Regions from separate parts of the Homo sapiens genome. Here regions 1, 2 and 4 are each linked to region 3. The links are chromatin contacts, found by Hi-C in ENCODE. All regions are on one chromosome and are shown on one strand. Each heading gives the region's core, a stretch centred on a gene start or an enhancer-like site at or near the end of the contact. The rest is flanking DNA. Distances are from core to core; before and after follow the strand shown.

Region 1 (2,869 bases), core at 225-2,724, 1.1 Mb before region 3:
TAATTCATTTTATTATTTCCATTTTACATAGGAAGTAACTGGGACACAGAGCAGGTAAACAACCCACCCAAAATCATGCATTGCTGAGTAGCAGAACTCAGGATTCAATTAGGACACTCTGACTCCATCACTTCCCATACACAGAAGCTGAGGTGACTTTTAAAATATATGTGTAGCGTAAACAACAACCAACCAGAATAGATGCTAGTCTTGGCTCAGGAATAGAGCCCAAGAAAAAACTCGTGCAAAGATATTAACAATTTCTGAAGTAAGGAGAAGAAGCGACAATCCCCGTGTGGGACCAGAGCAGCAGGAAAAGACAGACAGACATTTGGCAGGGTCTGCAGCAACAGCTACCTACTAATCTATACAGAAATTTCTCAGTATTTCAATAAGAAATACAGCCATATTGGTGACACAAAGTGAATATCAACCCTATGATATGTGCACCCCAAATTAATTTACCAACACAGATTCCAATAAGAACCTAGCAACAAATAGAAATAACAGTCATATTCAGGCAATTCCTTTTAGTTTCACTGACTGCCTCTTTTTGGCCTCAAGCACATGGGAATGTGTTCATTTGCAACGTCAAAGTTGTTATCATCTTAAGAAGGTGACTGATCATATGTGAAACACAAGATGGTATGTCAGGATCTGAATTCGTTCTAATACCTTTTAAAAAAAAGTATATAGCTGGAGAATATATTACGTGAACCCTATTTAGAAAATTCCAAGATCTTTTAAAAATATCTGAACTTTGATAAAATCACAAAGGAATAAAAGACATGCTCAGGAATGACTCATAGTAGCACAAAAGATATTTAGCTATATAAGAAAGTTTCATGTTTGAAGAATATTCACTTCTTTCCACTGATCAATGGAGAAAAATGTGCATTCATTTGCTGAGAGCAGAATATGCCCCCAAACAGCAAACCAGGTTTTATATAAGTCACTTTTCATGTTAGCTAAGATTGTGTCAATCATTTAATGGGTTTTAGCTTAGGGATAAATTTTAAGCTGTTATTTTTCTGGTGAAGCCAGCAATAGGAAAATGTATGCTGAGGGAAGGAAAGAAACTGGAAAATTCAGCTAACTTAATAGAAATCTAACATTTGCTATTGCGTTGAATAATTACGTTTTTCAGATCCCTTTGAAGATGAAAGGTTTTGTATTAAACTTTTTTATTACCAGGCTATCATGAAAAAACAAATCCCTACAATGTCTGTGCATTTCTTGTTTTAAAATACGCAAGTGATCTGTTGCCTATCTTTATAACAGTGGTTTCTGTTCCAAAGAGCCTTAATCTGGAAAATATATGACATAAACTTAAACAACTGAGAATATTTAAAAATGAGCTATTCAAAAAAACATGCTATTGATACTGTTAGACGTTATGGTAGTTTGTCCACTTAACAAAGAGAAAGGCAGTGTTATGTTGGGTATAGCTATGGTAACTTAGGCAGATGACTCACTCAAAGCCTTTGTTACACTATTTATGACTCACACTTAGTAATGCTCACCCAATTACCTTTCCTAGTATATCTTCATCTTGTTAAAGTGTATGAGAACTGCTTTGGAGAGTCTAATAAGTCCAAATGAGCATTAAAAAGGAGAGAGAGTAGGAGAAGTATCTCTTGAGAAAGGTGAGTCCTTCCTATAAACTCTGGGTTTTATTATGGGCTTGCAAGCAGTACTAGAATCTGGTGTAACACATGATGACCAGATCTACTTTGTATTCAGGGAAGTCAATGAGTTCTCTAAGTGGCATGAAGCTAAGTACACCCACATAGTTTCTGAGTACATCAGTTCTTCAGTGTACATTAAGCCTTTCCAGATTTATCCACAGAGGTTGGCTGTTTGCCAGAATTCAGATTCTGTTCTGTTGTGCAGTGGGCTGAGTATTCCCAGGTGCCAGCAGAGTTTTATGCCTAGTCCTTATTTACAGTTTTTCTTAGAATTGCTTTGAAGTGTGAACAATCAAGTTGCAGCATGCTGTAAAGTTCTTTCCACATGAGCCCTTTATTTCATTTTCTGTTACAGCTCTGAAGCCTTCTCAAAACAGAAGTATTTATCTACAACTATTAAAATGCATTTGGGATGATAAATTCCTTATAAATACTTTTACATAATTTTATTCTCTTTATGAATAAGACAAAAATATAAACAGCCAATTGTATTCTTTCTCTACTACTTCTCCTCAAAAGGAGTAGTATTTAGCAAGGTGTTTGACTATTAATTATTAAAATGTATAAAATATTCTGTGGCTTAATAATACCTACAAGATGGGGCTTGCAAACACCTTGTGTATAATCACAATTGCGTATTATTTGGAATTCCTAACAAAGCTTCTAATACTGATATGATAACTAATTTGTAGCACTAAATATCACCTTTTTGGAAAGGAAGTACCTATAATAGCCTGCACACAAACCATGCCTAACATCCTTTTTCCTAACCACTATCATTTTCAGATATTCCAAACTAAATGCAGATTTTTTGTTTCCAAGCTCTATATTACCTTAAGATCAAAAGCTCTGACTTGAATTGTGTGCAAGGAGGCCAAAAAGCAGCCCAGTTCCCCAGTACTCTTTCCAAACACCACTCGGAGGTGACCAAAGGCTCAGCATCTGTGGACAGCCATTTGGAAAGCCTAGTGGGGTGAAACAGATAGCCCCAGCAAAAAAAATGGAAATAAGGGGCTCCCCTAGAAGCCGGGTAATGAATAAATTTTTCAAATTTATAAAGAACTTGGCATTTCCATTTAAAAGATGCTTTATGCTAGATACATTTTATCTTTTTTAACCCTGGATTTTGTGCTTGTTTGCCAAAAAATCACAGTCTACGTTGTGAGAATAGTACTCAAAAA
Region 2 (2,959 bases), core at 358-2,857, 1.3 Mb before region 3:
TTTAGAAAAAAAGAACACATGTATAAATATACATAAGTTTATTATAAATTTTACTGATATAAAATGTGTGTAGCACATAAGTTACAAACAATAATGAAATAGACAATAATGAAATAGACAATATTATAATTTCTAATTTTATATAACCAGTTTATTCTCATAAAATATTTCTCTTTATTTTTGCTAAACTTTTGTATCCATGGTAAAATTATGACTGCAACTGATAAACGAGTGTAGCTGCAACATGAATATTTGTTGGTATTTTTATTTATATTAGCAAGTAAGACAGAGTGCAACAACAAAAACTTATGTCAGAATTTTTTTTTTTTTTTTTTTTTTTTTTTTAGATGGAGTCTCGCTCTGTTGCCAGGCTGGAGTGTAGTGGCGTGATCTCAGCTCACTGCAACCTCTGACTCCCTGGTTCAAACAATTGTCCTGCCTCAACCTCCTGAGTAGCTGGGATTACAGGCATGTGCCACCACACCCAGCTAATTTTTTGTATTTTTAGTAGACACGGGGTTTCACCATGTTGGCCAGGATGGTCTCGATCTCCTGACCTCATGATCCACCTGCCTCGGCCTCCCAAAGTACTGAGATTACAGGCGTGAGCCACCATGCCCAGCCCAGAATTTTACTCCTTCGTCAATGCTGTGTGGAATTTCTTTGCTGAATCAAAAATACTTTTCAAATACTGCAAGAATATCTTCTTGTTTGTTTGTTTGTTTTGGTGGTAGTCACAATGCAGCAGCCACAAACAGGATGCATGTTTAAGGTTAATCTGCCCTATTAACATTTTCTCTGCCACTTTCTAAACTAAAAAAATCATAAAAAGTTCTGATTTGTAGCATTCGTTACTTTCCATGGTCTAAATATTCGCAGCATGGCTAATTTCAAGTTACCAACATGACACCACTGAATGTGGAGCTGGGAAAACATATACACTAGCACACCATTGTATAATGCTTCTACCATATAGATACAATAGAAGTAAATAACTTCTAGGACATGAGTATTTTAAAAATCTAGTTAAAAGTTAGGAAGTAATGAGTTTTGATTATCTATTACCTTATCTTTGAATATAATTTAATCAAGTGTAAGTTTACATAATTTAATTTTTAATGAAGAGTCTGTTGGCAACTAGCTTGTAAAATTCCTAAAAAATAAACGGCTGGTTTACACAGTATTTGTTTACCATGGCATCTGTGATTAGTTAATACAAATATAATGTCTTCAAAATGCAAATTATCTTACAGATCTGGAGGACAGAAGTCTGAATGGGATCTCACTGGGCTAAAATCAAGGTGACTAGAGGGTTACTTTCCCTTCCTGAGGCTATAGGGTAGAATTTTCCTTTTCCAGCTTTTAGAGGCCTCCCACTGTCTTCCCATGAGCCCCTTTCATCTTTAAAACCAGCAACGGCCACTGGAGTCTTTATTACATTGCATCACTCTGACAATGACTCTTCTGCCTCCTGTTTCCACATACAGGAATTTTGTGATTACATTGGGCTGACTCAGATAATCCAGAAAAACTTTTTATTTTATGATCAGATGATGACCAATCTTACTTCCATCTTCAACCTCAATTTATCTTTGCCATGTAAACAGGCATATTCACAGGTTCCAGGGACTAGAATACAGACATCTTTCGGCAGGAATTCTTCTGCCTACCACAGGCTCTTGCTTGCCCCTACAGGCTGCTAAACATTGAACTTTCTGTCCAACATTGCCATTCAGATGTCTAATTGGCATCTCAAAGCAAATTCAAAACCTAGCTCATATTCTCCATCCCCCAGAATTCTGTTCTCCATTTAGTCTTCCATATGTCAACTATACAAGTGAATTTTTAGTTGCCAAAACAAATTATTGACCCCTTACATACTCTGATATCCCCCTCAAATCCATCACCAAGTTCTATTTGCTCTATTTTCAAAATATAGCTAGAATTCAAAACTTCTCACCACCTCACTTCTACTACCAGTGCTTCAGAACATTTCTTAAACTATTGTTAAGTATTAGTATTTCATGAATGAGCTAATGAATGAACATAGTCTTTCATAATTACATGATCACATATATACATATTTTAGTACCTTCTATGCTGGTTTATGATTTTTGTTTGCTTGATTAGATTTAAACCTTTAATTAAGCTGTAATTTTATGCTAACGATATATAACTCTGATAAAAAATATTTGTTTTCAACGCAAACTAAAAAACATAGGGTTTATTCAGAATTCTTAATTGAAAACAACAGAACTTTAAAAAAAGGCCCACTTTTTAAATTCGGCTACATGTTGGAAGCCTAATTGTACTTTTTATTGTTAGACAAGTCAATACTGCTTTAATATACATTTTATAAGTTTCTTGCTGAAACTATATATGAAATGGATTGGTTTTCATAGATGAAAGTATTTCATCTATGTATTTCATCTAAGTATTTTATGACTGACTCATAAAATGCTACACATAATGTATACAACTCAATGAATTTGGGGATAAGTATATACTCGTGAAAACAAAAGAAACCATTAACTTAAGGATCTAATAAATTTATTATAAATACATATGGTTCAAAAAATCGGAAGGGGGGTGGATAAATCAGGTTGTGAAAATAAGTAGGATTCTCAGAATAGCTACAATATTGAGCCTAACACTGCTATAACCCTATTATTCAAATTTGAAACTGGGACATTTTTTCTTCTCTCTTTAATGATTTTATGATTTCTAGAAATTTCTTAGCAAATATTATATACAAACCATTCTTAATCTATTCCATTATTAAATTAGGTGAAAAATATAATCAGTTGTAAATAAAAATGACACAAATGATAAGTGTTTATGATTCAGATTTATTAGAATTCCTGTTTCATATTCTTTTAATCTCTTAAATTTTCATGATGTTATAACCAATGACTAATTACTTTTGCATTTCCTTTTACATAGAAGTTATGTTGATATA
Region 3 (3,090 bases), core at 301-2,800:
GTGAAACCAATTAAGTCAAAAAGCCATGGGGCTGGCCCTGGGAAGATGGCCCCTGCCAGGAGGAAGAGGAACGAGGTAGAGTTGGACTTTGAATTGCGGTTCTTTCCCTGAGCTTTTCAACTCCGGCAGTCCTCAAGTGCTGTGCCTACAGACTGTGTTCTCACTCTTTTTTAAATCGTCTATTTTGAAATGCAGGCTGAACAGTGGACAAATAATCCGAATCTTTTAAAAGTGGGAGCAGAGACAGAAGGAGGAACAGTCATTATCATTAGAAAACGCCAGCCCCAAATGGCCCTACCTCGCCCTTTTGAAAGGTGGGGATAATTTTATGTTAAGTAATCTGCGTTTATGCTTCACTAGGAAACCTCAATAAAAACGGATTCTGAATAAACTTGAAACTATTTTGGAAAAAAGAAGAGTAAACGACGTGGAAATCCTTGGAAAACTGGGGATGTACCTTTCCAGGGGGGTTATAAATGAAGGGAATAGAACAATCAAAAGGTGGACAGCTTCTCACTTCTTTTTCTTCTTCTTCCCCCGCGTACATCGACCCCACTGACTTCCCTTTTCTCTCCAGGTGTACCGAGTAAGTGAGCGGGAAAGGTTTATTGTAAAAGAGCTAGGGCCACTTGGAAGATCAAGTTCCCAACGAGGAGAAGGAGGGTTAGGGTCTCAAGACTTGGAGAGGAACGAGTTTAGTTAGCCTTTCACTTTTCTGTACACAAAGAAACGTTTTGGTGAAATTCGCAGCCTCTAACGTTCCTTTCTGGAGAGTACAGATAGCCAAGAGGTGCGAAAGGACATCTCAGTCGGAGGAGTATATATTTATAGAGTGGACGCGTACCCTTCCGGGGCCTTTTTCTCAGTGAAACTGAGCCCGCAGCTCCCAAGTGCCCCCGCTCAACTTCGCCCCCATTATCTCCTCCTCGCCTGCTGCCATGCCCCGGGCCACCAACCCATCCCGCAGGGAAGCTGTCCAGGGAGTTGGGAAAACAGGTCCTGTCAGGAGCCGCTGCCCTCGGTGGACCCCTCGGCTGCAGCCAATGGGCTGGGCCCGGGTTCGAGAGGTGAAAGTTCAGGCCCGGGGCTCGCAGCTCGCTTCGCCTCTCCGGCCGCCTCCTTTTCAGCCCCCGCCCCTGGCCACACTGCAGACACGGCCCGGCTACCAGGGGCCGCCACGGTGGCACGTAGTTTGTTGATGGGTGGTCATAAAATATATTTATTTGCAATTCCTTGAACTCGTCCACCACTCCCGCCCCAGCATGGCCCCGAACACTGCAGGCTTTGTTCGCCTCGGCTGCTGCTGGAACTGGCCGGGGTTTAGCGCTCTGTGCTAGCTGACTCCAAAAAAAGTTGAAGTATAATAATAGGAAAACCGGGTTTCCGCAGCCGAGGAAAACGCTGAAAGGGCAAACAGCGATCGAATAGTTTTCTTTTGCACAAGTCACTGGTCAGCCCACTGGATCGAGGCAGCCTTTAAACGAAACGCTGCATATTGGAAAGAGAAGGAAAGCCAAATTCTGTCCCTGTAGTCGCCGCGCAGGGTCATAGGCACGGTTCAGGTCTTCTTTGCAGCACGTGGATCGGCAAAAGTCATTTAAAGAGGTTCCAGAAGAAAGTTCAACGGCTCAACTGGGTGAATGAGGAGTTTCACCAAGTGGACATCAAAGCTTCCTCACGAAAGTTTATTTGATTTCAAGTTTATTTTACGACGAAACCACAAATCAACAAAATTCGAGACACTGCTCTAGTACGGTCCTAGTGAAAGATAAATTCGTTTGAAATGGCCTCTGTCAGCGCATCTTGCGCGAAATAAAACACCGCAGATGAGAGGAAGTATAGCCAAGATGAAGGAAAGCGACGCACGCGAATGACAAATTAGAAATGTTAGTTTACTGCTTCTCCCAGTGAACCTCTTTGATTTTCAGTTATTTTTTATAAAAATATAATTTTTCACACACTTAAGTCTGTTTTTTCCAACACTTTCAAACAACAACTACATTTTTCTCTTTCAGAGCCGTTTTATCTCTGTAATTGTGACTTGTACTTAAATTTCAACTGACTTGGAGAAATCGCTGGGAGAAAGGAAAGGGGGTGTTTTTAAATTACTATTTTTTCCTGTTATAAATAACATCTTCAAAATTGTGCTACTCACTTCAAATAGCCTGTAACTAAAGTCTTAAATGCAAGGTATTTTTCCTTTCACACAGAAAAAACAGTCACATATCAGTTTCCTGTGTTTTCACATCCACTACAGTTTTCTGAAGATGAGCAAATAAGCAGACTCCTTTTAGACGACTTTTCCCCATTCTCCTCCCTGACACATTTAGGGAAAAGAGAAAATTCTAATTTCACCGAAGTCAAATCAAGGGTAATCTATGTTACATCAGACTGAATGGAGATATTGTGAAATTGGTGGAGTTACACCACCATCTGTCGTTAAGCTTAGGGACTACAAAATTTGGGACCTATAATAAATCCTAATGAGCTCTCCCAACTTTTTTTAAAAAAGTCACAGACTATATTTTTCATTTGTGTTTTTATAGCATATACCCTGAATTTACCTGGACCCTGAAGCAATAAATATTTGTTCATAAACCCACACTTCTACCCGGGTTCTCTCATCTTCAGAAGATTAAAAAAATTCTCCACATCTGCCAGCCTTCACATAAAGCCCTTTGGAATCAGCTATGGGCCTGCAGATTTCCGCTGCCCTGCCCCTAGCTTCTCCTAGGCTGCTGGCAGGAACCATGGAGACTCAACAACAGGGGCTACCCATATCCTCCAGTGAACAATACACTTAATTCTCTCTCTAATGTAGCCTAGTTCATTGTTAGTAGGTATATATCTAATCTTGAAAAAACGTAACCACAGCATATCACTGCTAAGAGGTTGGCTCTGAGTGTCCTAAAACTTTGATTGAAAGGCAGTTAATACTAGGTTCCAGTTTTAGTTGATCTTGGTGGAGAGACAAAGATCAATTGCTCTGGGATGGAATCTTGCAGGCTAAGTGGGTTCTATACCCAGGAAAGCTTTATCCAAATGAATATAGAAAGGGGATAACTACTGGATAAAGAATTCCAATACTGA
Region 4 (2,828 bases), core at 62-2,561, 1.6 Mb after region 3:
TTTCTAAATAAAATATTACCCAGGTTATTTAATACTCGATTTGAGTTTATTGGGGTCTCTCCTAGAAGGGCCTTCCAATTCCAATTGGAATCCTTTTTCTTAACCATATAATAAGTAGAAAACCATAAGTTCAGTTAAGCACCTACTCATCCCACCCAGGAAAAGTTTCAACTTCGTAGCGAGGGCACAATAACCTCAACTTTTAGCCAACTGCAACCTAAGCTCCTCACCACCCTGCCTCTCTGGGGCTCACTGCAGAGAACATATAGAATGCAGCACAAAGGAGAACGCGTTTCTTCCCCCCGTGAGCAGGAGGTCGCCTCGGGTGGTCGCAGAGGTGCTAGAGGTTCAGGGCTTCTGCAGGTGCCAGTTAGGGGAAGGAGCACAGCCTAGGGGGGAGAAAGTGGTCCCCCCGCCTCCGACGCCTTCGCCTGGCCAGGTGGACCTGCGAGACGGAAAGCTTCCCCAGCGCCTCTGCGTCACCCCGGGCCCACCGCGCAAGGCCCAGGCCGCGTGACGCAAGAGCCCGTCCAAACCCGCCGGACGTCTGGCATCCCAGGAGCTCCATGTTGGAGCCAGGGTGTCAAAGGCGGCCAGTGACGGCACGGGCTCAACTCCCCGTTCTTCCCCACCCGTGGTCGGGGAGAGATCGGGCGAGATCGCCGCCGAGAAAGGAACTCTGACAATGGTTCCTTTCCCGCCCAGCTCCCGGTCAGCCCCTGTCCCGACACACTCTCAGGCCCAAGGACCCGTTCCTCCCTGCCCCCACGGCCGGTGCCCAAGAGTCCGGTTCGCACGCCAGATCTAAATCGCGCGAGGAGCAGCGCCCAGGGCACGCTGGGAATTGTAGTTCAGTAGCCAAACCACGCACCCTGGAAATGCAAATGTGTACATCAGAGAAAGAACTACAACTCCCACCGTGCCGAAGCATGGAAGACTCGCCAGCCTGGCCGGCAACTGGGATGCCGGCGGCGGGGATACCCCTTACCTGCTGTCGCCGCCGTCGCTGCGGCTGCTCCTGACCCGCCGCCGCCAGCACTGCTACCGCGGTGGGGAGTGTTCCGCTTCTTGTTCTTCGGCATCGTGGGACGCCCGGTGCCGCCCAGAGTCGGAGCTTAGCGAGGATCAGCCGATGGAGCTGCACTTTTTACTCGTGCGTCTGTGCGGCGGGCGGCTGAGAGGCGAGTCTTCGGCTAACAACAGAGTCGAGAAGCGGCGGGGGTAAGAGTGGGCGGTGGCGGCAGCAGAAATCCCCGTGAAGAGCTGTGATCGAAAACGATACATGTTTCTCTCTAGCGCGGGAGCTAAGGCGGGGCAGGGGAGGCCACGACGCCTTAAGTAGCAATACCGCCACCTGACGTCACTCTGTGGGCGGGGCTTGAGCGCTTCCCAACCAATCCCTGCACACCTCCCCACTGGACGCCTCCGTCGGGCGGGGCGCGGATCCTACCTACAAATCCCATGCGGCCAGTCTTCCGTCCGCGCCCAGGGAGCCTGTCTTCGTGGCCTCACTGAATTCTGGGAAACGTAGTAAGGCTGGGGCCGGGGCCTCCTCCCAGCCGTCTCTTCCCAACGGGCTTTTCTGCCCACTTGCTTTTCTCCTGGTGACCCCACCCCTGCCTCGGCGCGCCCCCGCCTTGGAACTGGGTGAGGTAGGCACCGGCGATGCACAGTGGGGCGAGTATGCCCTATGACGAGAGTCGGCTTCCAGCTGGCAGCTATGCAATCACCTTTGCTTCTCTTTCTCCGGAGGCTGGTGTTCTCCTTAACCTTTCCCCTACTTCCCTGCGGCACCTGCCAGGCACGCAGCCTTACCTCTCCTGGGTAACATTTCCATGGTTTTAGTTTTAACTAGTTCCATGAACTACTTAAGCCATCATCAGTACTGTACCTGTAATTGGACCGTGGTTCAGGGTTATGTGCCCCCCATCCCCCCCCCCCCCCAAAAAAAGGGATGCTTTCGTCTACTTAGTTGTGGAGTTCGTGTATATCTCAGATTCTAGACTAGGAATATATGACGATTCAGCGTTGTGGGTTTCTATACAAGAATGTGTCCCTTGACAATACTACCTGCCAGTTCTGAGAATTTCACAGCTGGTAAAACAAACACAAGTTATACAGATCAATAATCGCAGTGCTGCCTTTTTTCTCAAGGCACTCCTAGATCTCTGTCTTCCTTGTTAGGACATTTGTCTAGTATTTAGAGCCTGTTATTAGGTTCATATACTATGCTTATGACAGATCAAAGTCCCTGACTCACCTCAATGTAGGTGAGTCATCCGCCACTCCACCTCTCAGCTGAGCTCTATTCTATTTTCAATTGCCTGTAGCAAATTTCCACCAGAATGTTCCACTTGTGCCTCAACCCAACATCTCTGAAACGAATACTATATTTCCTTCTTCCTGTCTTCCCTTTGTTCACTGTACTATTTATTATCCTCCCATATGTTAAATTCCAAAACTCAAATTCATAGTCTTTTTTCCCTTTGATGCACCACCCCCTCCCCACCCGCAAAGCAATTAGTTTTAAAATAGCACTCTTAAATTCCTGTCCTATTCTGTGATCACATGTGACCTCAGTTCATGCCTGGGCATTTTAAGCGATCTCCCAGTCTTTTCATCCATGTTTCATGCACAGTAATGCTGCCAGATTTATTTGTGTGTTCCCTATTTTACTAATCCACCTGCTTTAATAGTTGCTCAAAAACATTCCATGGCTCCCATGACTAACTTTAAATGCCAACCCTTTTAGCCTGGCCCTGACTCCCTTTCCAGCCTCATCTTTCACTGCTTCCTCATACAGTTCTTGTTCTTCAGCCAAACAGGAC

The links. A loop is a pair of places that touch in the nucleus more often than their neighbours do. Pooled maps may share reads with other maps.
Region 1: a loop to region 3 is called in a map of aorta, with 2.6 times the contacts of the local background. The contact joins the promoter of LINC01392 here to the enhancer-like site in region 3. A Hi-C loop is called at or near these places in 3 of 168 maps with a recorded cell type or tissue (aorta, chondrocyte and heart left ventricle), 1 of 37 single-sample maps with no recorded cell type and 17 of 50 pooled maps.
Region 2: a loop to region 3 is called in a map of prostate gland, with 4 times the contacts of the local background. The contact joins two enhancer-like sites. A Hi-C loop is called at or near these places in 2 of 168 maps with a recorded cell type or tissue (IMR-90 and prostate gland) and 6 of 50 pooled maps.
Region 4: a loop to region 3 is called in a map of ascending aorta, with 4 times the contacts of the local background. The contact joins the promoter of IFRD1 here to the enhancer-like site in region 3. A Hi-C loop is called at or near these places in 2 of 168 maps with a recorded cell type or tissue (ascending aorta and gastrocnemius medialis) and 4 of 50 pooled maps.

What each region holds. Positions count from the first base shown.
Region 1 is chr7:115,229,960-115,232,828 of GRCh38, reverse strand. LINC01392 (long intergenic non-protein coding RNA 1392) reads left to right here and starts at 1,474. Exons shown (of 5, transcript NR_126407.1): 1 at 1,474-1,646.
Region 2 is chr7:115,351,184-115,354,142 of GRCh38, reverse strand. No RefSeq gene overlaps it. Among named protein-coding and RNA genes, the nearest start is that of LINC01392, 120 kb to the right of the region's middle. Within about 2 kb of position 1,607, at least 2 of the 41 ENCODE cell types and tissues checked have a DNase peak (open chromatin) inside an H3K27ac peak, as active enhancers do.
Region 3 is chr7:114,081,436-114,084,525 of GRCh38, reverse strand. No RefSeq gene overlaps it. Among named protein-coding and RNA genes, the nearest start is that of PPP1R3A, 160 kb to the right of the region's middle. Within about 2 kb of position 1,550, at least 3 of the 41 ENCODE cell types and tissues checked have a DNase peak (open chromatin) inside an H3K27ac peak, as active enhancers do; they include ascending aorta, where a contact is called at or near this core.
Region 4 is chr7:112,448,943-112,451,770 of GRCh38, reverse strand. IFRD1 (interferon related developmental regulator 1) reads right to left here and starts at 1,311. Exons shown (of 12, transcript NM_001550.4): 1 at 989-1,311. The coding sequence starts at 1,082. LOC128031837 reads right to left here and starts at 1,284. Exons shown (of 1, transcript NM_001414739.1): 1 at 1,126-1,284. The coding sequence starts at 1,284. The coding sequence ends at 1,126. RefSeq lists enhancers at 467-586, 707-756, 997-1,286, 586-1,403, 1,404-2,221.